Regions from separate parts of the Mus musculus genome. Here regions 2, 3, 4, 5, 6 and 7 are each linked to region 1. The links are chromatin loops, found by intact Hi-C in ENCODE. Cell type or tissue: heart. All regions are shown on one strand.

Evidence for each region. Hi-C counts contacts between places; a loop is a spot of excess contacts. Peaks named below come from ENCODE experiments on the same cell type or tissue, not always from the same donor. Only the 100,000 strongest peaks of a DNase experiment are listed, where the experiment ranks them.
Region 2: it touches region 1 in a loop (4-fold over the local background); 12 of 42 quality-filtered maps call a loop at or near these places.
Region 3: a loop joins it to region 1, with 6 times the contacts of the local background. A loop is called at or near these places in 14 of 42 quality-filtered maps.
Region 4: a loop joins it to region 1, with 2.5 times the contacts of the local background. A loop is called at or near these places in 6 of 42 quality-filtered maps.
Region 5: a loop joins it to region 1, with 2.8 times the contacts of the local background. A loop is called at or near these places in 12 of 42 quality-filtered maps.
Region 6: a loop joins it to region 1, with 6 times the contacts of the local background. A loop is called at or near these places in 40 of 42 quality-filtered maps.
Region 7: a loop joins it to region 1, with 7 times the contacts of the local background. A loop is called at or near these places in 9 of 42 quality-filtered maps.

The regions. Positions count from the first base shown.
Region 1 is chr6:117,165,401-117,169,400 of GRCm38, reverse strand. It overlaps Cxcl12 (chemokine (C-X-C motif) ligand 12), which reads right to left and starts at 866. Exons shown (of 3, transcript NM_021704.3): 1 at 685-866. The coding sequence starts at 745. In heart, CTCF peaks have their summits at 2,160 and 2,383 (motif pointing left); DNase peaks (open chromatin) are centred at 890, 1,970 and 2,360; H3K4me3 peaks cover 2,374 bases; H3K27ac peaks cover 1,316 bases; H3K27me3 peaks cover 1,414 bases.
Region 2 is chr6:116,964,519-116,968,518 of GRCm38, reverse strand. No RefSeq gene overlaps it. Among named protein-coding and RNA genes, the nearest start is that of Gm36873, 170 kb to the right of the region's middle. In heart, a CTCF peak has its summit at 1,877; no DNase peak of the experiment used is centred here.
Region 3 is chr6:116,766,045-116,770,044 of GRCm38, reverse strand. No RefSeq gene overlaps it. Among named protein-coding and RNA genes, the nearest start is that of Gm36788, 7.2 kb to the left of the region's middle. In heart, no CTCF peak of the experiment used is centred here; a DNase peak (open chromatin) is centred at 2,044; H3K27ac peaks cover 924 bases.
Region 4 is chr6:117,570,354-117,574,353 of GRCm38, reverse strand. Gm9946 (predicted gene 9946) reads right to left here. Exons shown (of 3, transcript NR_168036.1): 3 at 2,025-3,239. Among named protein-coding and RNA genes, the nearest start is that of Gm9946, 13 kb to the right of the region's middle. In heart, no CTCF peak of the experiment used is centred here; no DNase peak of the experiment used is centred here; H3K4me3 peaks cover 199 bases; H3K27ac peaks cover 625 bases; H3K27me3 peaks cover 394 bases.
Region 5 is chr6:117,436,000-117,439,999 of GRCm38, reverse strand. No RefSeq gene overlaps it. Among named protein-coding and RNA genes, the nearest start is that of 6820426E19Rik, 57 kb to the left of the region's middle. In heart, a CTCF peak has its summit at 2,165; a DNase peak (open chromatin) is centred at 2,009.
Region 6 is chr6:117,823,392-117,827,391 of GRCm38, reverse strand. No RefSeq gene overlaps it. Among named protein-coding and RNA genes, the nearest start is that of Zfp637, 16 kb to the left of the region's middle. In heart, a CTCF peak has its summit at 1,775 (motif pointing right); no DNase peak of the experiment used is centred here; H3K27me3 peaks cover 2,201 bases.
Region 7 is chr6:117,757,191-117,761,190 of GRCm38, reverse strand. No RefSeq gene overlaps it. Among named protein-coding and RNA genes, the nearest start is that of 1700030F04Rik, 7.4 kb to the right of the region's middle. In heart, a CTCF peak has its summit at 2,493 (motif pointing left); no DNase peak of the experiment used is centred here.

The sequences.
Region 1 (4,000 bases):
AGACGCGTGCTCAGGTCCGCGTCGCTACGGACCAACGAACTGTGCAGAAGCGCGGCCCTGGCTGGCAGCGCGAGTTCAAGAGCTGCGCTGCGCTGCTGGTGGCCCTGAGCCCCTCGAGGGTGCTGTAAGAGAACACGCTACACCCGCAGGGGACGAAACTCAGCCTCACCACTGAACCTATAGCCAAGCCATGCACTTCGAGCTACTTGACCGGTCTTTGAGAGTTTGCTGACACACGCACCACCCGAGTGAACCTCTTGCACGGTCAACTCCGGGACCGCGCTGCCCTTCGCCTCTGGAAACATCTGGGCGCCGGTAGACACTAGCTGAGTGCAGCTGGCGCGCTCCGGGGCCCAAGCCCCGGACACAATCGCCCACGCTTCCATTCCGCGCCGAACCCACTCTTGCCCAACAATCCTGCGGGTCCTCCCCTGCAGCCCTCTCTAGGTCCTATGGCCGCACTTCGCAGAGCACAAAACCTCGGTGCGACCCGTGGGACACGGGAAAGGGCACCCGGTGGGAGTGCGCCCTGCAAAGTGGACTGCCCCAAGTTCGCTTGTAGTGAACGGCGCCGACCGAGTTCTTTCTCCGCGACTTCGGCGCGGGCAGAGGAACCGCGGACCCGAAGGAGCTCCGGCGCAGAGCTGCGAGCCTTTCCCGGGCCCGGCCGCGGATTGCACTCACCGTCACTGATGCAGAGCGCGGCCAGCACCAGGGCCAGCACGGCGACGACCTTGGCGTCCATGGCGTGGGCGGGAGGGCGCGCCGGAGGCTGCAGAGCTGGACAGCAAGAGGACACCGAGGTGGACCGAGAGTGAAAGTGCGGCAGCGGGAGGCGAGCGCTGGGCGCTTTAGAGGCGAAAACCAGGCGGGGCGGGGCGGGGCTCATCAAGGGGCGGGCCTGGAGTGTGGCTGGGGTCTCTGACGCGCATCCCCTGCGGAGCAGCCGCCCTTCCAGTTCCCTACCTACCCACCCCCTTCTTGGCGCCCTCAGTGTCCGCGGCTCCGCTGGGTGCTGAGACCTTTGATCTTCCCAGTCCCCAACTTGGGCGGGCTCTTTGGACCTGAATTGTAAAGAGGCTGGGTCGTAGAGCTTAATGCTCCCATCCTGCAGATAGAGAAACTAAGGGGCTGTCAAAGGCACAAGCCGTGAAATAAGAACCTGAGAGACGAAACAGTCTGTTTCGCCGCATCCAAAAGTTGCCAGAGTACCCTTTCTTTCGTGCCAGGAACTTAAGCTGACCCACCTCATGTCCAGGGTGTCTGTGCCGCAGTGGACTGCTAGGCTTAGGGCAACGTGGACCAATCTACAGTTAGAATAACTTGGATTCCCAGCCAAAGTCTCACTACAGTCATTCCCGGGAAGATGCATTCTAACGTAGGGCTGCGCTACCGAGCAAAGAGACCAAACAGGTCTCCCAGAGATACTCAGTATCGTGAATTTTCTTTGCCACCTCCCCTCTGTACCCCTATTCTCTCGACTGGGGGTGGGTGGATGGTACGAATAGTGGGTGGGTGATTACAACTCTCACCCTGCAGAATGGAAACGGAGGAGAAATGACTGGGTCTCACTCCCGCGAAACGTCCTGATTCTCTGTGCTTGGTTTTAATGTGTGTTCAGTTAATGGAAGCTGGAAACAACTTCTTAAACTTCAGTGTTTCCTGCCTTTCCAGAAGAAAGTCCAGTGTTCTAAAAAGGACCAAAGAGTTCCCTAAGGCCCCGCTCCCTAAAACCCTGCTTCAGAAAGTGGTCATTGGCGCTTTACAAATAGACCCATTGGTGTTCAGCCCTGCCAATAGATCGTTGTGTTCCACTCTGGTCAACCAAAACAACCCCAACCCGGGTGTGGGGAGACACGGGGGAGGGGGCAGACTGAATCTTGGAGGGCTAGAGGCTTTGGGCAGCGTCCTTTGGACCTTCCACTGCCACAGGCAGTGTTGGCCATGCTTCGACCACTTTTCCCACATAGCCAATTAGCGATTTGGATTCTGTTATCATGTTCACCCAAGGGAGTGCACAACAGAGACTTGCCTCTGTCTCAGGGCAATCTGGGAATCATATTTGTGAAGCAGTGGCCAGGACCTTTGGGCCTGGGGCTCCACCTAGGGACTAAAGAAGGGTGGAGAAGGTCAAGAGGAAAATGTTCCAGCCATGAGAGTATCTTAAACAATTCCGCTAAGCACTTTGCATCCATTCATTTGTCAGACACACTTTAGGGACTCAGCTTCAAATCTGGAACCGCGCCGACCTGGTCCCTGTGTTTAAAAAGTAGCATTTCAGAGAAGGCAGCCATCCATTTCTACCGGCTTTTGCGCTATCCTGAGCGTTCAGTATGCTAAACTCTGAACTTGCTGGCCCTGTTGTACTGCAGGATCGGCAGAGGCTAGGCTCCGGCGCCCTCTGGTGGTCTTATCTCCCATGCTCCAGTAATCCGAGATCAAGCGCTTGGGATACCTGATGCCTGTAAAACAGTAAAACAGTAAAAAAAAAAAAAAAAAAAAAAAAAAAAAAAAAAAGACCAGATGCTCCTAGGCAAAAGCTCTGAGCACAAAAACTTGTCTGATGCTCCCATTCAGTACATCTCTGAGGCAAGGCAAACCTCTCCTGTAAGTTTGTCCAAAGCAGGTAGGTGTCCAGATCTCTTGGTGTTTGCTATGAAATCGGGAGAGAGGGACCCACTCACAGCCAAGGAGTGAGGGTGGGGGGAGGGGTGTCCTGTGCAGGCTAAGAGCAAAGCAGAGGCCAACAAAGACTCTGGCAGACTGAGGCTCCAGAACAGAAGCCGATGCGGGCCACATCTGTCCCTACCCTCCAACAAGCATTCACTAAAATACGTTCAGTAGGTCCTCCTACGATGAGCTAGGCATGCACTAAGAGTTCGAAATATTTAAGAGAAAAAAATCCCGGGGTAGGGAAAGAAGGAGATGTTGAGCAACATAAAAGCCAGCCATCTAACATAAGTCACATAAAACATAAAACGCCAGTGAGTGGAGCCACCGCAGTAAGCGCTTAGGATTCAAATAGGGTGGCCAAGGACCTGGATTTTAGATTTTAAAAAAGAAAAAAGAAAACTCTACGATTTTACACTTGGTGAATGATTTTTATTTAAAACCATGTCCACTTTAGAAGACTCCACAAAGAAAGAGATGCGGGGTGGGGTGGGGTCGTGGGGGTTGGTCATAAGCCTTTTGAATTTTCTCTATGCTCAACCAAAGAAGTATCTCCCAAGCTTGGGGCTACCTTTGTTTATGCAACAATCTCTGCTCGGTTTCACCCAGTTCCTCTGTGGGAAGCCTTGTTTCAGGGAAGGCACACAGGCAGCTCACGTCTCTGTCAAGTCTGCAGGTCTCCTCCACACAGCAAGGGAACAATGGGGGGTGGGGGTGGGGGGGAGGCTGCTGCTCATTGGTCACTATCCCTTGGCCACTACTCCTTGGCTTGTGGTGTAGACTATCCAGAAATCAAGATGGGAGCCTGGAGGCTGACTTTAGAGTTACAAAACAGGCATGTCTGCACGGCCAGCCTCTGGGTCCCTGGTGCAAGCATCTGCCCCTTACCCCTCTGCTTGGCAGCTCCCTGCAAAGTTCACTGGCTAGCCTTCCCAGGTTGGCTTCTCAGGGCACAGTCCTCATTTGCAGTGTAACTGCTAAGATAACTTCTGTTGTCTCTTTCTGAAAGCAATATTATTATGGTCTTTTAAAAAAAGACAGCAATAGTGCACAGCAAGCAGTTGCATCGTGATACTTGCATGCATGCATGTAATGCATCTTGAGGACAGACACTTGCATGTGTGCATGTAATAGGCCTTGATGATATTCACCTTCCTATTAGTTTTATCCCCTCTTCTTCTCCTCACTTCCTCCTCCTTCTTCCGCATGCCCTGTAGTGTCGTGGCTTCCTTTTCTTCTTTTCCCTATATTCCGCATATGAGCGGAAACAGGCAATGCTCATTTTTTATGAGATTGAACGTATGTTCCCTTGCCAATGACATGGTTTCAC
Region 2 (4,000 bases), 200 kb after region 1:
CTCATTTTCTCTGCAGTCCCCCATACTCCTGTGGACCATAGAGGTAGCTGAGCTAACGCAGGCGCTTTGTAACTGGACCTGGAGGACACAGCTTTGGCAGGTTCCTTTGAACTTGCCCCTGGATGCTCTGCTTTCCTGGAATCATCCATACCACATCTCCTCATTTGTCCTGTGTGAGGAGACTCTCACACGCAGTGAGCGTTCTACTGCCTCCTGGTTTCAAGAGGCTACTGGATTGGGTACTCTGGGAAAATAAGTTAGAAACCACCTTCTAAAGCCAGTTCTGTCCACAACATTCTACACTGGAAACAATCTAATTGAAAACATGGGACCATTTTCAAACTATGCTGGGTTATCACAGCCTTAATAGAAAGATGATTTGTTAAACATCTGTGTTTCACATGGTCAAAGCCAGAGAAAATATGTAGCTAGAAGCTACATTCATTCCACATCTGCAACTAAAATGGTCCTCTGTTATGCTCTCTCGGGAAGGATCTATCCTCATGACCACACGAGAGCCCAAAATATATTGCACCTTCTTTTCCTGTTATGCACTTTATTTTCATTAAGACTTTGTGGACTCCATTCCCATGATGTAGTAAATGTTCTCCATATTTATTAAACACAGACAGCACAAAGATGTACTTGGTCCCCTTCATTAGACAGATAATGAAACGGAGATGGGAGTCTAACATCTGACTCTCTCTGCACCATTCAAGGAATCTAGGGCAGAGGTCCTGTTCTGAGAGCATGTCTCAGATTCAGTGTCAGATCCATCTCACATATAAAATCATGGGCTAGTGACAGGGTGTGGCTGGGGTTTGTGTGATAAACAGTTTGGTCACCTAACAGAACACTAGCTCTGCAGATGTGAACAAGTGAGCCAATGTTCAAATTAGTTCAATACACAATCAGTTTTATGGCATCCAGTAATTCTTGGTATTTTTTTTTCTAAAGAATTACTAAGTGGGCAGGATGCAGCTGTTTAAAGACAGCCTAAGGTTCTATGTCCAAATCCCAAAATACCAAGATGGGTTCTTTACACACAACCAACTGCCTGCAATCTGAAAAGTTTATTGGGTGATTTTTTTCACTTGATTAATTTTTTGTCTTTTATGGGAAACTCAGGCAAGGCACTGGTGTTGATACAAAGCAAGCTATCAGCACCAGAATAGCAGTTGGCATTCTCTGAGCCCCTCCTATGTGCAGTGCTACAGTGCTACAGTGCATCTTGTAAGTGTGTCTTAACAAGCTCTGCAGGAAATCCTCCTTCAGACTAACTTCTCAAAACCTAGATGGAAGCAGCAGTAATTGATGAATAAAGTGGCGAATAGAGAATGCTTCCCCCACCCAGTGTGCTCAGCAGCCACCCTTCCACCCATTTATTCCCTAATTGAAATGAAGCCTGATGTAGACCAATCATCTTATGGGTCAGTGTCACTAAGAGGGTGGGGAAACTGTGTGGTATTTATCAATATGTTATTTGCATATTGTAACCTAGAAATGAATGCTGATGCACTAGTCTATTCAGTAAGCCAGATGGTATACTCATGCTAGGTCTTGTCTCCTACTTATTGTCTCTAATATTTTGAAACATATTGATTTGATAATGTCATATCAAGTCTATCTCCCCTTTGTGATCATTTATTGCACCAGATTCTATTCCAAAGTGTCTTAAGTCTTAGCACATTGTTCTCAGCACTCCAATAGCACCGTGGTTAATGAAGTCACAAATGACATTGTTATAGCATATTAAAAAGTTATATTCAAAAATTCTCATATTCCAGAGTACTCAGGGAAGTTTTGGAGTTTCTGTCCTGAAAGGGAAAGAACAGCAGAGCTTATCAGTTGCAATAGCCAAGGCAGGCAGGGTGAGCTGGTGTTTGGCGCCCCCTGGGCTAGAAATGACTTTTTTTTTTTTTTAACGTTTGAGTTTCTACAGGTTTGGGGAAAGAGTGGAGAAATAAATCCATGGACAGTTGCCTCAAAATAAAAATCTAAAAACCATGAAGTAAACATAAATATGAGAAAGATCACAGAGTGGAAACTTGCAACATTGAACACACTAGAAGATGGAATAAAGACTGTAAAATAGCTACATTATCAAACAAAATCTCCAATCCAACTCAATCCCCATCAAAATCACAAAGCCATTTCTCTCAAAATAATCTAAACATTCATATGGAAGCACAAAAGACCTCAGATAGCCAGAGCAATCCCAAGAAAAAAACAATGCTGAAGACATCATAATTTCTGATTTCAATTTTTAGTACTGAGCAGTAATATAGATTTTTAAAGAGCATTCTTCTGGAACAAAAGACTCACAGATCTATAAAATAGAGTAGAATAGAGTCCTGTCTGAACCCACACAGCTGCAGCCAACCATTTTTTTTTCAAAGATGCTGCTAAAATACTGAAGAAAACATGGGCTTTTCCACGAATGATGCTGAGAACACTGGATGTCCACAGGTAGAAGATCCACATCTCTCTTTATAAAAACTTACCTCTAAAAGAATTAAAGACCCCAATATAAGATCTGGAATTCTGAAAGTGTTAGAGAAAAGAAGTGTAGAATATAGTTGGAGACATTGGCATACACAGGTGCTCTCAACTGCTGAGGGCTCTCAACATTTGCAGGCAGTCATAAAATAACATCAACAGCTGACAAGTGGGGTCTCCGGTGGCTAAAAAGCTTCCAAACCCAATGGAAACAGTTAATTGGGAAAATGATACAGGAAGAAGAAAATCTTTGCCAGTTGTGTGTCTGACAGAGGATAGATGCCTGGAATATACAAACAACAACTTTAATGACAATCAAAAAGTCAAAGCAACAAAAGCTCACAGGAAAATGAAATACGATATCAAAGAATCCAGTCAGTAAGTAGACTAGTGGAATGAGCAATTTTCCAAAGAGGAAACAAAGGGCCAGCAACAAGTTCAATGGGATGAGCAGTTCTCAAAAGAGGACACAAATACATAGTAACAAGTTCAAACTCACCAGCCCTCAGAGGTCTCTCAGTAAGCACATAGTAGGATGTTCAAACTCACTAGCCATCAAAGGTCTCTCAGTAAGCACATAGTAGGATATTCAAACTCACTAGCCCTCAGAGGTCTCTCAGTAAGCACATAGTAGGATTTCAAACTCACCAGCCCTCAGAAGTCTCTCAGTAAGCACATAGTAGGATGTTCAAACTCACTAGCCATTAAAGGTCTCTCAGTAAGCACATAGTAGGATATTCAAACTCACTAGCCCTCAGAGGTCTCTCAGTTAAAACTACACTGTGAGATTCCTTCTCAAGCCAGACAGAATGTCAGTCATAAACGACAACAACAAAAAGCAAAATGAAACAAAAAACTGTAACAGATGCTGGAGAAGATGCCCAGAAGGGAACTCTTATGTACTGCAGGTAAGGAATCAGTGTGGAGGCGTCTCGGGAAAGTAGAAGTCGGTCTGCCGTGTGACCTAGTTATAGCACTCCTGGGTGTTTACTCCAAGTATGGACTGCAAGTCAGCATATCATAGAGATATCTGCAGTCAACAGAAGAACAGTTAGAGAAAGTCTGTGATGGATAAATGATAGACTGTTTTAGCCATAAAGAAAAAGCAACTTTGTTGTTTCCAAGAAAATGGATGGGTTGGACATAATTGTGTTAAGCAAACTAAACCAGTCTAAGCCAAATATGATTTTTCTCATGTGTGGTTCCTGTATTTTATATATGTGTGTGTTGCATAAATGTTATACATACATATGACTTATATTTGTAAATATATGACTATATTTATGCATACATATATATGACATGAAAATAGAATCAAAACTATCTAGAGACTTAGGAGGAGAGGAAAAAGTTGTTGAGTAGAGAGAAGAATATACTCAGAGTGCAATATATATTCATATGGAGATGATCCTGTATAGCATAGTGTCATGCGAAATAAAGATGTACAATAAAAATTAAAAAGAAAATAATTTGGGGTTTCTCAATACTTGCAGCTTTGTAC
Region 3 (4,000 bases), 400 kb after region 1:
CTTGTGTTTTAAACGCTTGTTTCAAAGCTTGAGGCCTCTAGAAGGGTGTGACTGATAAGGGCATTCACTAGACCCTCAGTAGAAGAGCGTTTGAAGGTTATAAATGGCTCCTTCCCATTCTCCCTACCCCTTGGTGCACCACAACATGACCCGCTGTTCTCCAGGCACACAGTCCTGCTGACATGATGTCCTGCGAGTGCATCGGGCCTGACACCGGAGGACTGAAATCTCTAAATCAGGAACCAAAATAAACCCTTCCTTCCTTCCTTTCTCTCTTCCTTCCTTCCTTCCTCCCCCCACCCCCACCCCCAGAAAAATGACATGTGGTCCTGCCAACGTCTAGGTAAATAATACAAGTGGCTTTGACTGTGCTTTGCCCCTTGAGGGTCAGTCCTTGTCCCTGATAAAAGGCTGCGCCAAGAAGAAGGCAATGCCCAGAAGAAACACGGAGAGCTGATCGCTGCAGGTAGTGGATGGTGCGCATTTGCACTGCAGGGGTTCTCATGAGAAGCCAGTTGTTAAGTTCATCACCCTGCCAACGTAGAAACTTATGCCAGCTACCCATGTGTCTATCTCTCCCTCAGCTAGAGAAACAACCCTTCTTTTTTTTTCAAGAGCAGAAAAACCAGTCTACCTTTCTGATGTCACAAATCTGGAGTGCTGAGGAGCCAAAGAACCATCTCACTGCCAAGGCAGCCGGGTTTGAAACCCTACTCAATGTGTACAAGTTACGGGGAATGTGGAGGGAGATATAGCTTTCCTGCACACACCTGACACCCGCAGCTGTCTTCTGCAGCCTGTGCCTGGGGACCGAGTATCTAACACCTTCATCAGAGGCAGGTGTGGCTCATTGTTTTGTTTTGTTTGTGCTTTCCACCCCACATCCCATTTCAGGATGTTAGGATTTGAAACTATCAAGTAACATCAACAAACTATATGTGTTTTGGAGACAAAGGAAGTGATGAGCCCTGGACTTCTAAGTTTACTGGTATTTGGTTCCCGTTTCCTCCAACTCCTGCCAGGTCCATCCCTTCTTCCCATGGCTCATTTCCCTGATCCATCAAATCATGAAGATGCTCTCTCTAAGGCACAGATTGGCCTCCACAAGCTAAAGGAAATGCTGTCACTGTGTGCACCTTTAGCCTCATGTACATGCGTAGCTCCCACAGGCTCTCTTAGTTCCGTGCTGTATCTACTGACATTCCTCCCTTCTAAGTAAGCAGTGCGTTCTCTGAAGACCTTTAGATACTTACTCAATCTTAGCATTATGCCTGGTGGTTACTCTATTCTGAGACAGCAAAGGAACCAGACTATAAATAGGTCAGATCCCAGCCCTCACCTCACTGGCTTCTCAGGGCAGGAGCTACAAACCCTCTGTGGCTGTGAGCTGCTTTTGAGTCTGCAGGGAGCCCTTAGGTAGCAGCTCACACAGAGAACACTTGTTAGGGCCTTGGGTCTGATCCTGGCCCTGTGGACTCTCCCATTATGAATATCTATAAATGCTTACCAACATGCCTCAGCTGCTCTTACAGCATGCGTTGGTGTGCTTTCAAGGGGTTGGCCTGCACCCCAGCTCCTAAGGTCGGCTCTTACTAGCTTGAGATAAGTGCAGACTCTCAGCCTGTTTAGCACAGACATTGACTGCGAAACATACTTGACCCAAGCCAGTCCTTGCTTCGGTAGGCCGCTGTTGTCAGGGTTTGGAGGAAACCTGTGTACCCCACATTTGATCCCATCAAGTAGAGCCAAGACTTATGGGTGGCCTAAGAAGATCTCACTTTTTCTGCATTGTTTGATGTGAGGCTAGAACAGCAGCAGGCAGCTGGTTGACTAAGTGGGAAAAGAGTCTGAAAACAAAGCCAAACTGTAGAGAAGACAGCCAGAAAACTAGTGACCGTCCAAATCCAGCCAGTCTTTGCACATCTTTATTTCCAAGTTGCTGTGACTTCTGTTCTCTGTTTACTTGCAACGAAAAGCTGTGAGGAGTGTCTCATCCCACAGTCCAAGAAGCAAAGCTGTGGAGCAACCGGGATAAGCTTAGAAGTCGCCAGGGTTGTAAGGAACTTGCAAGAATTAGCATTAGAGGGAGGAAGCAAAGGGAAAGCCCAAGGATGAACCAGAGCACGCCGGGCCTCTGCCGCCCCCTAGTGGACACTGCTGCCGCCACAGATCCTGCGGCCCTAGCTCAAAAGTTGACCAAAGCCCGGTTCTTCACCGGTGCCTCGACATTCCAGACCTAGATCCTAAGGAATTAGTTACCCAAGTGGAGTGCTCCTTCTTTGTACAGTAGGAAAAATAACATCCCCTGTTATCTGTAAGACTGTAATTAGATGAAATAGTCAAGATGAGGTTAACGGGACCTGCCCATATGAAATAACAAAAGGGGGGAAAATGAATTGCTGACGAAAGAAGTTTTGAAAAGTAGCACAGACAAAGAGCCGCGTGATTGATCCACGTCACTGACCGGAGAGGATCCAGGCCATGCCTTTGAAAGTGTGACTGAGGAAGCATATGGCTGCGCAAGTCAGAGCGCCCACCTAAGCCCAGGCTAGGAACCTGGACAGAGGGAGCATTGCATGCACTGGAGATGCAGAAGCTCCTGTAAGCCCCAGAACGATCCATAGATGCAAATGAGGAGATGACCAGGAGAGCCACTGGAGAGGACTGGAGGGAAAGAGACACAGAAAGCCAGGGCAGGTCCTGGCCACTAGCAGGGTCACTGAACCATCAGAAACCCTCGTTTCAGGCAAGGCCGTTAGTAGTTACAGTAAAACGCAGGTCCCCTAAGGCGGTGGTTCTCAACCTTCCTAATGCTCTAACCCTTTAATACAGTTCCTCATGTTGTTGTTACTTCATAACTATAATTGTGCTACTGTTATGATCATGATGTAAATATCTGATATGCGACCCCTGTGAATGGGGTCACTGTGAAAGTGGGTCACGACCCAGAGGTTGAGAACTGATTCCCTAAGAACTCATACAGGCAGAACCTAGATAGAGCCATCTTGTCTGTAGCCAGGATGAGAGTGAAGCTCAACAGCAAGCTCAGAGGTATATGCAAGGATACAAAAACAGTCACCACAAAATAAGAAAAAAAAGTAATAATGTATAACACCCAATAAAAAGTGTCTGTGCCTTCCAACAGGCAAGATGAGACAGAAGCCCAGTGAACTGACTGCCAATGCACAGCATAACACAATTGGGTGGGAAACAAATCTTGGAAAGAAATCTACAACCCCAAATTAAGTTAAAAAGCAAGAATGCTCTCATGACTTCAGACCAGTCTATGACTTCAACTTCCCTTTTAGAAACCAAGACAAAGAACATTAAATTAGATATAGAAGAAACAGAAGGGAAAGAAGAAGCAAAATAAGATAATACATTACTACAGTAGAAGACAGGAAAACAAAAAATTATGACCTGGAAAAAATTTTTAGACAGTCAATAAAATTGACAAACCACAGGGCATGGGGGGGGGGGACACCTTTTATCCTAGTCCTCAGGAGACAGAGGCAGGAGGATCTCTGTGAGTTCAAGGCCATCCTGGTCTACAGAGTGTGTTCCAGGACAGTCAAGTCTGCATAGAGAGATTGTGTCTCAAACAAACAAACAACAAACCCTGATAGCCCAGTGGTCAGATTGTTGGAGGAGAGGGAGGAGCAAGAAGAGAAAGGGAAAGGATGGGAGGGAAGAGTGGCCCAGCTGCTAACAGAAGAGGGATGCTGGCAGCCCTGCAGATTCTACAGATGTCCAAAGGAAAATAAGACAATGTTATGAAAAACTTAATATATTGATAAGTTAAAGTGTCAAAGCCCTTGAAGGAAATGTGTGTACTTAAAATAAAACACACAATGTTAAATAATCCTATCTCTGTTATTATACATTATACTTTTATAAAAAATCCCACATAGAAAATCTCAGCTTCGGATGGCCTTTCACCTAACATTGAAAGGTTAGTTCATTTTGATTCCAGTCTTCCAGGAAATTGTACAGAATCGAC
Region 4 (4,000 bases), 400 kb before region 1:
GCCACACGACTGGCGCTCTGGTTGTTTACTCTGATCTTTGCAAAGCGTCAGTCAGAGCTGAGAATTTCCTATCACTTGTATTCAGTAGAGTCCTTTATCCTGGGGAATATCAAAGTGTGTATCCTCATTGCTGAGAAGTAAATGACCCGGTCTTCTCTGAGGGTGAAGTGGCTGGGGGTGGGTTAGAAACGGAGGCAGGGAGGAGGTGAGACAGCCAGGCTCCTGCTCACTCCTAGGATGGCTGGTGCACAGATTCCCCAAGCTAAAAGACCATTCTAAGTTGAACTGAAGGAAGACAGTGGTGGCCCCGGAGCAACGAAGTAGCCCTGACAACCTAAAGATGGCCTTTCTGTATGCAACACAGGAAGCTTCTCTAATCGCTTCAGTCCTTTGCTTCCATCATGAAGTCACCTGCATCATAATCAGGGATTGCAGAAGTTTGTAACTTACAAACTTCTGAAATAAATCCTCTCCAAACTCCTGGACTTGATCTCCATGCAACAAACAAACAAACAAACAAACAAACAAACAAACCTGTTCCAGATTGTCCAGGTGCCACAAGGTCTAATTTGAGACATGGACCTACATGGAAAGCCTTCCTGGGTTTCCTGGAAGCGAATGCCAATAGGGAAAGCGATGAGGAGAGCCTTCTCCCTCTGCTCCCGGGCCGTCTGCTTGCTGCATTTACCTGGCGCGGATGGATTCCGACACTCTCAGTTGAGCATCAGCACCATGTTCCTTTGATGTCACTCACAGTCATGGGTGACAGGTTGAAAGCATTTCTGCAATCCCGGGGTCATCTGAAAATTCAGGAAAACTTCAGGTTTCCTGAGCCTCCACTTCCCCAGATGTGGAGCTCTGGGCCTTCAGCTTGAGGGTACCTGGCAGGGAGGGATGGCTTGGGGTGTCCTTGTATCTCCTGACTCAAGCTGGGGACCACATCCTGCAGCTTCCTTTCCAGGACCCTGCACAGTTGAAGCAGCTGCCTCACAGTGGGCTCCACATCCAGTCTCATTTGAGGAGTCAGGATCCTTCAGACTTGTTAGCCTGTCCTTGACAAGGAATCAAGTCCATCCCAAGTATATATATATAAATTCTTTCACCCCATTCCACTGGCCATTCTGAGAGTGAGGTTGGGAGGAGTTATAGATAATGACACTGAGAAAATAGAAGTGGACCAGCACTCACCCCAAGTTTTGATCGTCACTTCTTTAATTACACTGGTGCCTTGAATACTGTCACCCTGACCCCTCCAGCATAAAATCTCAAGTCGAAGCCATCACAGATTTCTGGTCTATCATTACAGTGAACTCCCAACTGCTTCTCATTCTCAGGTTCCCAAGGGCACCTCAGGATGGCTGTGCTCTCACTTCCTCTCTGAGTCCTTTGCCTGTTACCGACTGGAGCTATTTATCTTAATAAACAATCCGAAGTTGTAGTTTTACTTAAAACAAAGCAGAAACAGGATGCAGAGAGCAACGCAGCCGCTCACTGTAAAGGGCTGTCCCGGGAAGGCTGACTGCGCAGAGGTGACTGGGTCATGTGCTAGAGGTGATGATTTTGAAGAATTCAGCAACCAGGGGGGGACTGAGTCTGATATGACGATTAATGAAAATTAAAACAGAGGCTATTAAATTGTACCACTTACTCTGTAATTTCATGAAAATAATAACAAATCATGTCAGGGTGGAGAAGTGCCGACATGGAAACAATGGCTTTGTTTCAATTATGGGATTAGGGTGAATTTTTTCTTCCAGTATTCTCTGATTTCTCTGGAATGTGGTTCATAGCCTGGGAACAATGCTCTCCCCCAGCCCCCTCTTCAGGAATTAAATGAGGTAATTATTGTAAGGTGCATTTTCCTTTGTTTCTACCTTTTCTCTTACCTCATTGTATCCCTATGACCTTGTCTTGGAGGAGTGATGGGGTGGGCGTGGGCTGATGGTGCGAGCCTGGGCTAGACACTCCCCCTCCTGCCACCTCAAGGCATGCTTGGTTTTCTTCTCTTTTCCTTTTTCTTTTTTCCTTTCTGACTATGCCAACCTCAGCCACACCTAAACTGCCGCGGGAGACCATCCTCAGGGACCCACGTTGGGAACCACGTGCACCTGCGGGGTGAAGGTCTCCATATTGCTTTCCCGGAACTTCAATCCTGTCAGAAACAGCTTTGCTGCATGACAGTTTATTGGGGGAAGGAAATGTCGCAGGAATTTTTAGCAATTCGGCATGTTGCAGAAGTTCACATCTCCTCTCTGACACCCACTCAGATTTCCAGCCACAACGGTGGTCCAGCTCTCGGCATGTCCGACTCGGACTCCCACTCCGGGGTTCCGCAGTCATTCTGGGTTTAGCCGCTTTGTGATGGACACTTTCCAAGTCTCCAATTTTGTTTCCTAAATCATTTGCGGAGAGGAAAGAGGAATTTTGATTTTGTTTTGTAAAGATGAATCATCTTTTCTTCATGACCCAGTGAAGGCATCTTTGAAAGTCACCTCTCCTGGAGGAGGCTTAGAGAGTGCCAGGTCCACTCCAATGCTATGCTCAGAATTGGAAAGGTCAAAATTCTGCATGAGGGGATTCTGAACACACTTCCTATTTTCTTCCAGGAGTTGGCCTAGATAACTGACCATTACAGATATGTCCTATGTTCTAGCCTCAACTCACTGATATAAAGGGGCCTTGGAAATATATCCCAGATACTGATGTTAGCATTGACTTTAGTATTGCTATAGCAGGCCACTGGAAACACTCCAGATGTTCAGAGAGCAGGGTGCAGAGCAGAGTGTGGCATCTGCATGAACCGTTCCTATGTGTGTACCACCTTAGACATGCACAGAGGGTTTCTGCATGTAGTGCAGACTGGTAAGAGGAGGAGCTGAAAGGCAGATGAGGAGGAAACACCAGCGTTATCCAGAGTTGCTGTGGTCCTTTGCAAGTTGTTTGTACACACACAGGCACGTCTTGCTGGGAATGCTAGGAGACTTTTCCTTTTGGTTGGTTTTCCTCTTGGGAGTGCAGCTTTCTCATTTTCTTCCATCTGCATTAAAAGGGGGAAATAATTTCCATGCCTAGATCTCCGGCAAGCCCTCTCCCCATTCTCTCTTAAATTGCTTCAGGCTGCTGTGAGCACATTTCAGGCTTTGCTTTGCTTTTTCTTCAGCTGCTGTATTCTCTGGGGCTTCCCTTTGGATTTTTTTTCCCTTCTGGCTGAGAACTCACTCCATCACTCCATGCGCCACCTGCAAAAAAAAGGTGGCAAGAAATTTAAAACACCAACAGCAGAAAGCTGATCTCTCCTCACCCCCAACCCCAAGAGCTTGAGAGGGGACATTTCCATAAACTTCAGCCTTGTGCAGGTAGGTGCCTTGGATGGGCTGAGTGTTGAGCAATAGGCTTTGAAGGAGTTTGGTTAAGGGACCTGATGTTGTTTACGTGGATAAGGAGTACCTGGTGTGAGTGATGGGCCAGTCCGTCCTTCACACTCAGGTGCAAACACATCCTCTTTATTTGTGTGCACACAATGTACGCTGACACCAGCCCCCCTCCCCCCTCCAATTCCCTTTCCATGAGATCAATGGCATGCTGGATCTCATGGCCTCTGTACATCTAAAAGGTACCTCAGCCACTGCTGCACCCCTTGAGTTCATGGCCATGAAGCCATCCCCAGGATGCTGGGCTTGAGATCTATAGAAACGCCGTTCATTCTAGACCATTGGCCAGATGGAATGCATCCTTCCAGTTTGCTCTGTGGTCCTGAACGACATGTACAAAGGCACAGGATGTTTTCTTCCCTTAAACAATAAAGGAGACAAAGTTTGCTCGTGTCATTTGCTCTGCGGTTCAACTCTGACCTTCTCAGGGTCAACAGGATCTCGCTCATTCTTTGCAGACGGTCTGGGTAGTATTCATAGGCCTCACTGTAATTCACTTTCAAACCTCTTTTTTTTTCTTTCTTTTCCCTTTTCTCTCTCCTTCCTTTTGTATTTTTTCCTACTTTCAT
Region 5 (4,000 bases), 270 kb before region 1:
ACAATAAGAAAGACATTAAGAAAGTTATACCATTCACATTAACCTACTATATGTCTGTCTGTCTGTCTGTCTGTCTGTCTGGGAATAAATAAAACCAAAGAAGTATTGTACCAAAAAAGTACAATAAAAAATGTAAGACACAAGACAAAGAAATTAAGATCTCCCATGCTCATGGATCGGTAGGGTTAATTTTGTAAAAATGGCTGTCCTAATAAAAGAAATCTACAGATTCAATGCAGTCCTTATGAAAATTTCAATGCATTTCTTCACAGAAACTGAAAACAAAAATCTTAAGTTTCATTTGGAAATACCAGAGACCCATTATAGCTGAAACAATCCACAACAACAACAGCAACAACAACAACAGCAACAACAAGAACAACTGTTGGGAGATGTCACCATCCCAGATCAAGCTGTACTACAGAGTCACAGTATTTTTATAAAGGCATAAACATAGGCTCATTGGTCAAGGAAATAGAATTGACTCATATATAAACTTTTGTAACCAGCTATAAGCTTTTCAATTTATCGTGATTTTTGAACCTTAGATAATGTATATGTAAAATAGGTATCATGTACTTTATGCCTGGAATTTAATGACTATCAGGTTGGAGCACACAGGACCCTCTATCCTGTTAGTTGTACTGAACTATGGCTTGAGGGTATAGAGCTGTTGTCTACCATCACAGAGAGCCTCTGACACCTGAAGATACACGCTCTAAACTCTCTGTTTATTCTGCAAAAAGATGGGGCTGGTCTGGCTTAGAAACAGCTAAAATGCCTAACAGTTCTGAGCTCCAGTATCCTTTGGAGTAAAACACAGGGCCATCTTCAGTATTATGAGTCTGTCCAGTTCAATGCCCTGCAGGTCCAAGTTCACAGACCTCATGTGGCAACATACTTATGCCATTTGGGGCCGACGTAGGGATATACATTGATTATATTTGAAAACCTAAGAAAACTGATATGCGGAGGTGGTAAGACATTATCTGTCAGGTTATACAACCTACCATCTGTTTACCCCATTCTTGCTCTCATGGCCCATGGCAGGCAAGCCTCTAACTACCTGGAATTCTAGTCCTAGCAATAAGCTGATCTCCCAATATGCTGTCCTTAAGCTTGTTAGATCCATAAAAATACAGGACAAAGCCCAAGTCAGTTTATGAGGATTTTGGAAAATCAAGTCATTCTGTACCCCATACGCTGATAGTCCCATAGTGCTCACCCACATGGCACTGCTCCTATAGAGCCTCTCCTGGCAGCCCCACCTTGGCTCTTAGTCTCATCCTCTGGGCCTATCAATGCTCAGATCCAGCTCTACACACCCCAGGATCACCCTGGAACACCACTGGGCCTTTATGCAAATGTGTGCTATTCAAAACATGGCATGGATGAGTTTGGCCCTGCCTTGAAGACTATGTTGTCCAGGAGAACATGAGGCACATGTTACACATCATGGCTGAGTTTGCCTGACCTCCCAAGGAGGACTTAGCATCAGGAAACCCCAGCTTGTTGGAGCCTGTGGGTCCCTTCATGCAACACCTTATCCATCCACGGCTATCATCAAAGTACTCACAGTCTTCATGTTCTCACCACTGCACATAGGCTTAGGGTTTGCTCACCCAGTCAGGAGAGGGAAGTGGATATAGCATCCCCACCCTTCCCAACTCCTGTCTCATGATGCACTGAGTAAGAAGCAGAAGAAGCAGAAGCAGAGACAAAGCCCCAGCCTCCAGGTCTCGGTTTCTTCCCAGAGTTCCTTGCTGCTCCTAGCTATGGCTTTCTCCCAGGGCCCAGGATCACTTCTGCAGAGGACAGCCCAGTTGCTTTGGTGCTCATTTGGCAAGTCTTCTGACAAAACTGGGGCCTGCTTTTTGGGCCTCCTGGCCAGGTCCTATTTTGAATCCTTGTTCCGGGTGAGGGAGTGGGTGCCTGCGCCTGTCCTGTTGACTGTGATGGCTCCGACTTGGGGCCTGCGTGGCTGTTGGCTTCCATTGTCCTCTCTCCAAGGGAGCCAATGATGCTATCACAGGCCCATTGTGTGCTGGGCGGGCTGCCAGGCGCCTGCTCCACACAGGGCTGTGCCACATCCCCACTTTCCTGGAATTCAAGGAGTAAGAGTCACACCAGCTCCTGATTCACTCCCCAGTTATTTCCAGCTTCGTTTTTTGGGCTCCCCCTATAGCAGTGTTTTCTCAGGAGCAAACTCTGGTGCAATGAAACTACAGAAAGTCCACATGCTGTACACGGGGTGTTTATCAAGAAAACAATTGTAGAAAAAGACTCTGCAACTTTGCCTAATAAAATTCCAGTGTGGGAAGGAGATGGGACTGACCACAACGAGGGTCAGGTTTCCTCAGAAATGCTGACTGACTGCATAAGGCCAAGGGTGATGCGTCCCTAGACACAGGCAATAGGTCATTACATGTCCTGTTGTTCACATAGCACTTTGCTAAGAACTGGAGAGACCTTTAAACTTCCCCTTAGGTAATGTATGAAGTACACCTTTAACTAGACTCATCTCTCTAGGAAAAAATATTTTAAAGCAACAGCCTAAATTTTGGTGGTGGACATTTTGGGGGTTGTAATTTTAGCTCCATTAAAATTGTAGGTTTAGTTAAGGGGAGTAGGGAGGCCCAGCCTGGTCAGTGGAGAGGGATTTGCATTGACTGACAGGTCCACCCTTCCAGATCACTCCTGGGTGGCTTCCCAGTGGACCCTAAGGCTAGCTTCCCCTCTTGAGAAGTGTCACATTTAAGAGAGGTTTTTTTCTTGCCTCTGTCCCCCAAGTTCTTAGTCCTCTCCTACGTCTTGGTAACTTAAACCCAAGGTGGATGATCAGGCCCTTGGAGCAGGCTCACCTCCTTGAGAGGGAGTGATGGGGATGAGGCAGACCTGTGGCCAAGCTAGGCTGGACCATCAACACCCTGCTTTGAAAACTGCGATGCCTGGAGATCCAAGGGTGGCTAGACAGATCATAGGAAGTCCAGAGATGTTGGAGTTGAACGATCCTTCCTCCCTTGGCTTGCCTATGGTGTTCAGCCCTTTGTAATGTTATTCTTCACAAACAGCTCAGGGGCATGTCACAGTGATCATGAGTGTGTCAGGGAGGTTTCACCACCTCAGCACATAAAAAATCCAAGGGCTTCCTGAATCAGAAAAGTGGGGAGCAAGGACATATGCATGGATATGAGGATACTTGCTTGAGCACCCCAGGGCCACCCCATCTTCAGCTATTCCTAATCCATACCTGTTCTACTTGCAGTCACTCCGTCTTCAGGCACACCCCTCTTGAAGCTATCCTCTACTTATAACCATCCCTCCACCTGCACCCATCCTCCCCTTTAGTGTTCCTCACTTGTACCCATTCCCCTACCTGCACCCATCCCCCTACCTGCACCTGTCCCTCATCCTCTACTTCCAATCATCATTACTTGCAGCCGGCTCTATCTGGGCCCACTTGGCTGGATGAACAATAGAGGGACTTCAGAAGAAGACACATTTCTTCTGCAAACTTCTATCCTGTGGCTTTAACAACTAGAAGAGCACAGGAACTTGTTTTAGAGGCATGTCCAGATGCTGATGTGTGACTCTCAGGCCCTGGGGCTCCACACTATCTGAATAACCACTTTCCTTATCCAAGGGGATGGAGAGCATGAACCTAGACCATTCATAGTCTCTAAGTGGTCCACTAGCTGACCCACCCCTAATGGTTTCCTTTAAAGCAGATTGGCCTTCTAACATTCAAGGGGGAAATAGTTACTTCTCTAAGCTTTCATTTTCAATAGTTCTGTAGTAAAAATCCCACTTTAATAAGCATAGGGCCAGTATAAAAATCCCCCAGTGAGCCATCCAAAAGAATACAGTCATGTTTCTTTCCAGTTTGAAGGTGAGGATGCTAGAAGGGAGTAGGGGTCTGGCAATGGGGGAGGGGGACTCCCCAGGTGCATATGAGTCTCTGTTTCCTCCTGCAGAAAAGGAGGATTCGATTCATATGACA
Region 6 (4,000 bases), 660 kb before region 1:
CAACAAGGCCACACCTCCCGCAATAAGGCCACACTTCCTAATAGTGCCACTCCCTATGGCCAAGCACATTCAACACACGAACCTATGGGGACCAAACCTATTCAAACCACTGCAGATGGGCACACAGAGAGGTGTACGCAGATGCCCATAAAGAGATGGCGGTACGTGCAGGTGACCTTTAAGAGACAGAGATGCACACAGAAATAGAGATGTGCAGAGACACACAGAGACATAGGGACACATGGCACACAGGCATTTATTTACAGATGGAGGCTTGCACAGATACATAGACAGACATTTCTATGAGACACAAACATAGACATACATACAAAGTTAGAAAGATAAAGACACCCTTGGCTTCTCATGTCACATCTATGCACGGGATAATGAACAGACCAATCTTTTGATCTTTCTGTCATTATCTTTCAAGTCTCTGGCCTCACACCTAGAGAGCATGGTTTGGAAATGAGAGGCTATGAATGATGTCACTTTACTGAGCGCCACAACTCCTGTCTTGTGACATGGCACTTGGATCTGCTTGCTCCTCTTTGGGACAGCTTTGTGTTAGAGCTGTCAGATATTTGCACTTGTTGTCCTTCCCTATCCAGACCCCAGGCCCGACACAGGGTTGTCTGAGTCTGAGTCCCAAGGCTTTCTGACCTTCTGGGGGTCACACCTACATTGCTGTGGGACCTTGACCTGCTCCTTTCATGCCTGTGAGTGCTAGAAATGTCCAGAGAGGAGGCAGGGCACCTCTATTTCCATATTCCCAGATTTCCTAGTGAGTGGTTAGGTTTTAAAGGACAGTAGCCCTACAGCTTTTTATAGCATTGTAAATACTGTTTGGTCTCAGCCCCGACCTTTCTTCCTGACAGTGGCCATTTGATGTGGGGTCCAGGAAGTCTGATCCTACTGACCCTCTGGGGAGCTCTTGTTACATGTAACTCCCTCTGACAGCCCTTCACCTCCTGTTTTATCTCCAGCATTCTTGCTACAGGACTGCTGATCTGAATTATGCTACTGTTATGATGTAGCCCCTACAAGGCAGCAGCGTCTGGCTACACACTTCCCACTAAGGGCGGGAGGAGCCGAAGCTGGAGGATGTCAGGCGCTGGCTTACATTTAGGTGTGAGTGCAGTTGAGTCGCAGTGTTTGCTTTTGACTTTTCTAGCCATGTTTGCAGAGTTAGCAGACTCGGACACCACCGTGACCACGAACTTGCCCTCTCTACTCCACATGCTGCTGCGCCTATCACCCTGCCTTGCTAGCATCTGCTTAAAGCACGATTGTGGGTTTCTCAGCAGCAGGGAACACTACCCGTGTGCAGAACACCTCTGGTTCCAGCACAGCTCACATAACTCTGAGGACAGATTGACTCCTTGCTCCCTTCCTTCTTCCCCTGCCCTTTTGGACCCCCTCACCCCAAAACTAGCACAGCATTCTCAACCTCCCTAACACTGCCACCATTTAACACAGTTTCTCATGCTGTGATGACCCCAACCATATGCATTGTAATGAAAACAATTTTTTTTTTTTGGAGGTAGAGGTTTGCCAAAAGGGTTGTGATCACAGGTTGAGGACTGCTGTAAGCCATGGAATGAAGGCGTTTCTGCCATTGATTCAGTGAATTTTGTGACTCATGTGAATTGACTTATTTTCCTTCTGTGTTTTCTGGACCCAGGGTCAGAGTTTAAATTGAACAATCGAAGCATCTCAAAACTAACTCCAAATGATGGGCTTCAACTTTGGTGGGTGCTGAGCTGAATAATATTATAATGATGTTCCAGCAGATGGCAGCAAAGAGCCACGAAACAGAGTTGCCTGTGCTTACTGGGCTGAACCGCGGAGTCATGGGTGGCCTGCCCTTAGCACAAATGATTTACAACAGTCATTACCAGGGTACACTCAGCCTCACATTTCTTTGTGCCTTCTAGTCTGACCCCAAAGAGCAAGGAAGCAGGGTGCAGGATTCTCCTTTCCAACCCAGGGGTCCTCAAACTACTGCTGGAAAACCAGATTCAGTTTATGTTTGGTAGCCAGACCAGAAATGATTTTTAGATAAAAATTAATTTAGAAAACCATCTATTTATTTTTAATTTATGCATATGTGTTCTCTCAGAGGTCAAAAGAGGGCATTCGATCCCCTGGAACTAGAGTTACAGACAGTTTCAAACAGATTGACGTGGGTGCTGGGAGCCACTGGAGCCTCCTGCAAAAGCAGTAACTGCTGTTAATGACTTACTCTCTATACTTTCGTGTGATTGAAAATAGCTGAAAACGAGACAAAAATCAAGTTTCCGTGTGTATAAAGAAAGTTTTACTTCAACACATTGGAGCTCACTTATTTTCCAGTTACCTTTCCTGTGTCTAACCTACAACGGCAAAGTTGAGAAATCGCAGCAGATGTATGAGTGAAAAGCATTTTCTCTCCTCCTCTTTACAGAAATATGTTGCAGATCGCTGCATCAATTGCCAAGGAGTTCAGTGGACTCCCAACTGTTAGGATAGTTTTGGAGAGTACTATGGGTTGCTGGTGTGCTGTGGGTCCCTGAGAACCCCAGGGGTGGCAGTGATGGATTCTCCTCTTCCAGTTCTATTCAGAGAGCATCCTTGGGGATGCTAGGTCCTGTCAGGCCCGGGTCTGGCTCCAGGACTTGTGGGTGTTTCCAAGGATGTGCTGTTCTTGCTCAAGTACCCCAAGAGTCTTGGTTCACGCACTAACTTTGACCCTGGAATTAAAAGAATGCTTTTGACCTTTCAAACTCCTCTAGCGACAAGTTGAGTATCTCTTAATGTCTTAGCTCTGTCTAGAATTCCTGCTGAGCTGACATCCATGTGAACATTACATAACATATTTGCGTATAGAAATGTCACATGGTATTTCACAAACATGCAATTTTTTTATATGTTGATTTAAAAAAAATCCCAGATGATTTAAAATTTTTGTAAGGGAAATACTTTATGGTATTCTGAATAACAGGTAATAAACTTAGACAAGGTGTTAGCATTCGGTCTAAACTCCACCCTACAGTTACCTGGCAACAGCCAGGTCTGCCTGGCCCACTATAAAAGGGGCTGCTTGCCTCCTCCTCCCTCTCTTGCCTCTCCCTCTTGCTCCCCCTCTCTCCCCAGCTCCTTCACCCCCCTCTCTCCAAATGGTCATGGCCAGCCTCTACTTCTCTACTCTCTCCCTCTCTCTGCCTTTCTCTGCCTCTACTACCCTCTTAACTCCCCTCCCCATGCTCCGAATAAACTCTATTCTATACTATACCAGTGTGTGTCTGGTCCCTCAGGGGGAAGGGATGCCTTGGCATGGGCCCACTGAGACACCCCCTTCCCCTATACCTCCACACCCCCATAGAACATATCTCATACCTCTTTATCTTTTTATAAACACATCACAAGGGTTCACTGTATTCTGAAAACCTGTGCTTGCAACCCCTGGGCAGTGCTCCTGAGTTCCCCATAGAAGCATCCCTCACAGACCAAGTCAGTGGAAGGTGTTTCCATAGGAGAATGGTTCATTACCTGAACTATGTTCTGTGGTACAGCCATAACAACTGATAACATTTTCATTTATTAGGAACTTTGAGAGCCCTTCTTTAGAAAAGATGTCCAGAACCCAACCTCCTTCCCCCCTTCTGCCGTTGTCTATTTAAGGCCCCACCACTTTGCTCCTGAGGGTTACTGAAGCGCTTCTAAGCTGCCCGTGCCCATGAGCGTATGCTTCTCCTATGCTTGGGATCCTGCAAGGTCTTAGACCCGCTGAAAGCAGAGGCTGGAGACCTTTCAGTTATCCACACTCCATTCACCTCTCTCTGACCTCTGATGTATACCCGCCTTATTCCTGTATGATCCCAGTGGCCTGCTGGAGCGCCAGGCGCGCCACTGAGAACACCACACTGATGGCTGCCGGTCGGGGACGCCACTCTTCAGTTTTTCTCCTTCATTCCTTCGCTCAGGTGTAGTTTTCGTCTAGGGGCCAATCTCCACCACAATA
Region 7 (4,000 bases), 590 kb before region 1:
AAAACAAAAGCAAAATTGAAATAAAGGAAATGGGGGGGGGGCATGGAGAGAAACATTTATCACCAAGAAAACAGGCTGGGAAGAAAAGAGAGATTCTGTTTGCTTCTTTTGAGATAGAGCCTTTCACTGACCTGGAACTTGCTGTGTAGGTTAGGGCTGGCTGATGAACAGGCTCCAAGGATCTGCCTGAGGTTGTTAATATGACCCCAGGCCCTCACGTTTATAAAGAAAGCACTTTACCAACTCCTCATCCCCCGTCAAAAGAAGGGCCAAGGAGCATGCTTGGTGATATGGGGTGGGAATGAGGCAGTTATGGAGATATGACTTTATACTTTAAAGCACTATGTGTGTTACTCTTATGTAGACATGCCATCTCCTAAGAAGATAAGTTCCCATTGTCCTTTAAGAGGGTAAAGGGTAACAAGCAATTCAGCAGCTTAGCATGGATTAGTCTCACTAAAGTTTTTAAAAGAAATATATATAAAATATATATCTCACATATATACATATATATGATATATAGCACACACATATATATTACACATACACACATACAAACAAATCTGCCTCCCAACTCTGTCATCTATGCAGGTATGTGTGTGCTTGCTCATGAATATGCATATGGGTGAGTGTGTGCTATAAAGGATGTGGAGGTCAGCAAACAACCTTGAGTGTTGGTTCTCTTCTTGCCTCTATTTGAGAGAGTCTCAAAATTTGGAGAATTTGCCTGTCTCTGCATCTCAACTCATTATAACATTACTGAGACTGCAGACAAACTATTGCATCTGCCTTTACTTGGTCAATAGAGATCTGAGCGCAGTTCCTCTGGATTGTTGGGCAAGTTCTTTGTGCACTGAGCTATCTCTCCAACTCTCAACCCTCACATACATACTGCACAAATCCGCAAATCCACAGTGCACTACTAGAGATCAGAGGGCAACCTAAAGGGGTAAGTTCTATTTTCCTACCACTGGGTCCCAGTAATCAAACCTAGGTCCAATTCCTACCACCAGCATGGTAGTTCACAATTATCTGTAACTCCAGGAATCTGCCATCCTCTGTGATCTTCATGGGTGCCAGGTTCACACACGGTGCACAAACACACATGAAAGTGAACCATCATTACATGTAAAGTAAAATAATAATGAAAATAAAAATTTTAAAGAAGAGTTCTCCTTGTGCGGTGGTAAGATAATACAGGAAAACATATGACCATTTGTGACACCAGTTCTAGATGGTCCAGTGCCCTATAAGAGGTCCTAGATGGACCAGGCATGGCTATGATACACAGACATACATGCAGAAGGATTCAGGAGGTCAGAGAACACTCATACACTTAAAATAAAATTTAAAGCACATACATATACATACACACATATACACATGCATACACATACACAAAGAGACAGACAGGGATAGAGAGAGAGGGACTTTGGGGAGGTTAGTTGAAGTAGAAACTATTCTGAGCAGGCAAAGGATATTACATGAAGAAGAATCTTTTATATAATACCAGAATTTAAATTTTTCTTAGAAGATGCAATTAAACACAAGCACATCTTGAACATGGCATGGACAATGAATAAGGGTTACCCCAGAGGCAGGGGGATCCCTTTTGGAGAGCTATCATCTCACAGTAAGGAGGGGGCTGAGGGACAAGTCAGTCACAAGTAGAGAAGCTGTCTCCTGGGTTTTCCTGAAGGTCTGAATGGGAGGCACAGACATGTTTGTATATAGACATTTGGAGCAAGTTGGGTTCAAGTTTCATTTCAGATACTGGGGTTGAGGTGCCGTGGGTTACCAGAGGCATTTCCAGCATGCCTGGACTTTTCTGCTTGGGAACTCACTGTACTGGGAAAATACTGAAAGAGATGCTTGGAAGTGTGTGTGTGTGTGTGTGTGTGTGTGTGTGTGTGTGTGTGTGTGTGTGTAAAGTAAGTGCAGAGAAACTCCCTGGAATCTACCAAGTATGACCCAGAGATGACTCCTAGTAATGGGGAATACTGAGCCTGACACACTCTTTCTTTGGAAGAACCTTCCATTCCAGCTCAGGGTCATGGGATGGGGGCGGGGGGGGGGGGGGTCGAGGCGGGGGGAGGGGCGGTCATAAGTCAGGTTCAGCCTCCCCGAGCACATGGGAACCTTGGACTTCTCTGAAGAGTGCACTACACTGGAAACTGGTACGTTCCATTCACAATTGGCCACCACAGACATTCCTTATTACTGTTTGTCTGGAACCTTCCCCTGTAACTTAAATCATCGAACAGTCAGGGTTAAGTGTTCGTCTACATATTTCCAGAAATTTTGAGAATCCCACCTTTAGGAAAGTGGTACTGTTAAATTTTTGTACATTGAAAAAGTGTACTAAAATATATCACTAACAAACGCTTACTCTATTCAGAGAAACTTTTGCCCGTTTTAAGCTAGAAATGCCTTGGGATCGAGCTACAGCATTTCTGCAGCTAATTATCAGCGGCCAGTTTTGGCGCCCTCTGATGGCATACATGGGTAACTGCAGCACTCCCTTGTTAAACCCATTAACTATTTCATTTTTTTTAAAAGCCAGGATTAAAAAAAATTAAAAATTCTTTTAATTTAATATACATAGAGTGGATTTCACTCAATTTTTAAATAATATATTTTGCTAATGCTTTAAAACTGGATAAAACAATATATATATATGCCACAGAAATATAATAATGTAAACATTCTGGAAAAATAGCATACAGTGATAATTAATGATAATTATATTTTTTCATTTATTCAAAAATGAGTAGAAACCAACTAATAGTATTTTATTTTATGTGTATGGGTGTTTTTCCTGCATGCATGTCTGTGTGCCATGTGCATTTAGTGCCCACAGAGGTGGGAAGAGGGCATCAGATACACTAGGGATGACGTCAGAGGATTGTGAGCTGTCATGTGGGTACTGGGAATTGAACCTGGGTCCTCTGAAAAACCAGCCAGTGTTATTGGTCACTGAGTCATCTCTCCAGTCCTGCCCTGCCCTCTTTTAACTTCACAGTGTATTGTGAACTTTTTCTCTGTCTATAGTAAATGTATAATTGAATCACTTGTCAGTTTCCGGATAATTATCATTCAATTTTTGGATATATATCACAATATAACAATGTTTATATGCATGCTCTATAGAGCAAATAAGTCCAACCTTTAAAAATATCAAATTTTAGTGTTTAGTGTCTGGGGAGATTGAGTTACCATTGTTTCTGAACTAAGTCTGTGTTGCATTTTCTTTTAGGCAGGAGCTCAGCTGGGTTCAAGAGAGAGAGGTACAGTGGCAAAGCATGGGTTTGCCAGATGTGCACCACAAAGGCTGTGGGGGGGGGTTGAAGCACGAGGTTGGCGTGGTAACAACCTGACAGTGGGAACCTAGTGAGCTGGGTGGAGACGTTTCGGGAGCTCCAGGCCAGAGAATCTCCAGGAGATAAAACAGGTCAGCCTTTGCCGGCCAGTGCATGGCCAGCCAGGCTGCCAGGGCAGAGGCACTACTGTGGGAGCGTGCCGGCTCTACTCTTTAGATATTTCCTTCAACAGAGACCCTGCCTTAAAAAAAAAGGATGGAGAGTGATGGAGGGACCTATGTCAATTTTTGGTGTTTGGCCTCAACATGCATGTAGAGTGGCCACACACACACACACACACACACACACACACACAGAAAGAGAAAAAATATGTGCACAAAGGGTCTATACCATTCCCAGCACCTGACAGGTGCTCAGAACAATCTTGTTGACGTTTGACAGTGCTCTTCTCAAAGCCATGGTCATAGAAGTGAAGTTAGTCCCAAGATACCTTCTGACTGCACACCGTGGAACCCCCTCTTCTTCTCAGCTGTTTCTAAGGGCTCAGACTAGACGGACTTGGCTTTCATGAGAGTCATTTCATAGTACCTGTACTGAGCTCAAGGCTAAAGAAACCCCTGTATTTATCATCAATATCTATGAAGCCAGTAGCTTGGATAAAGGTGCTAAGATTCACATTT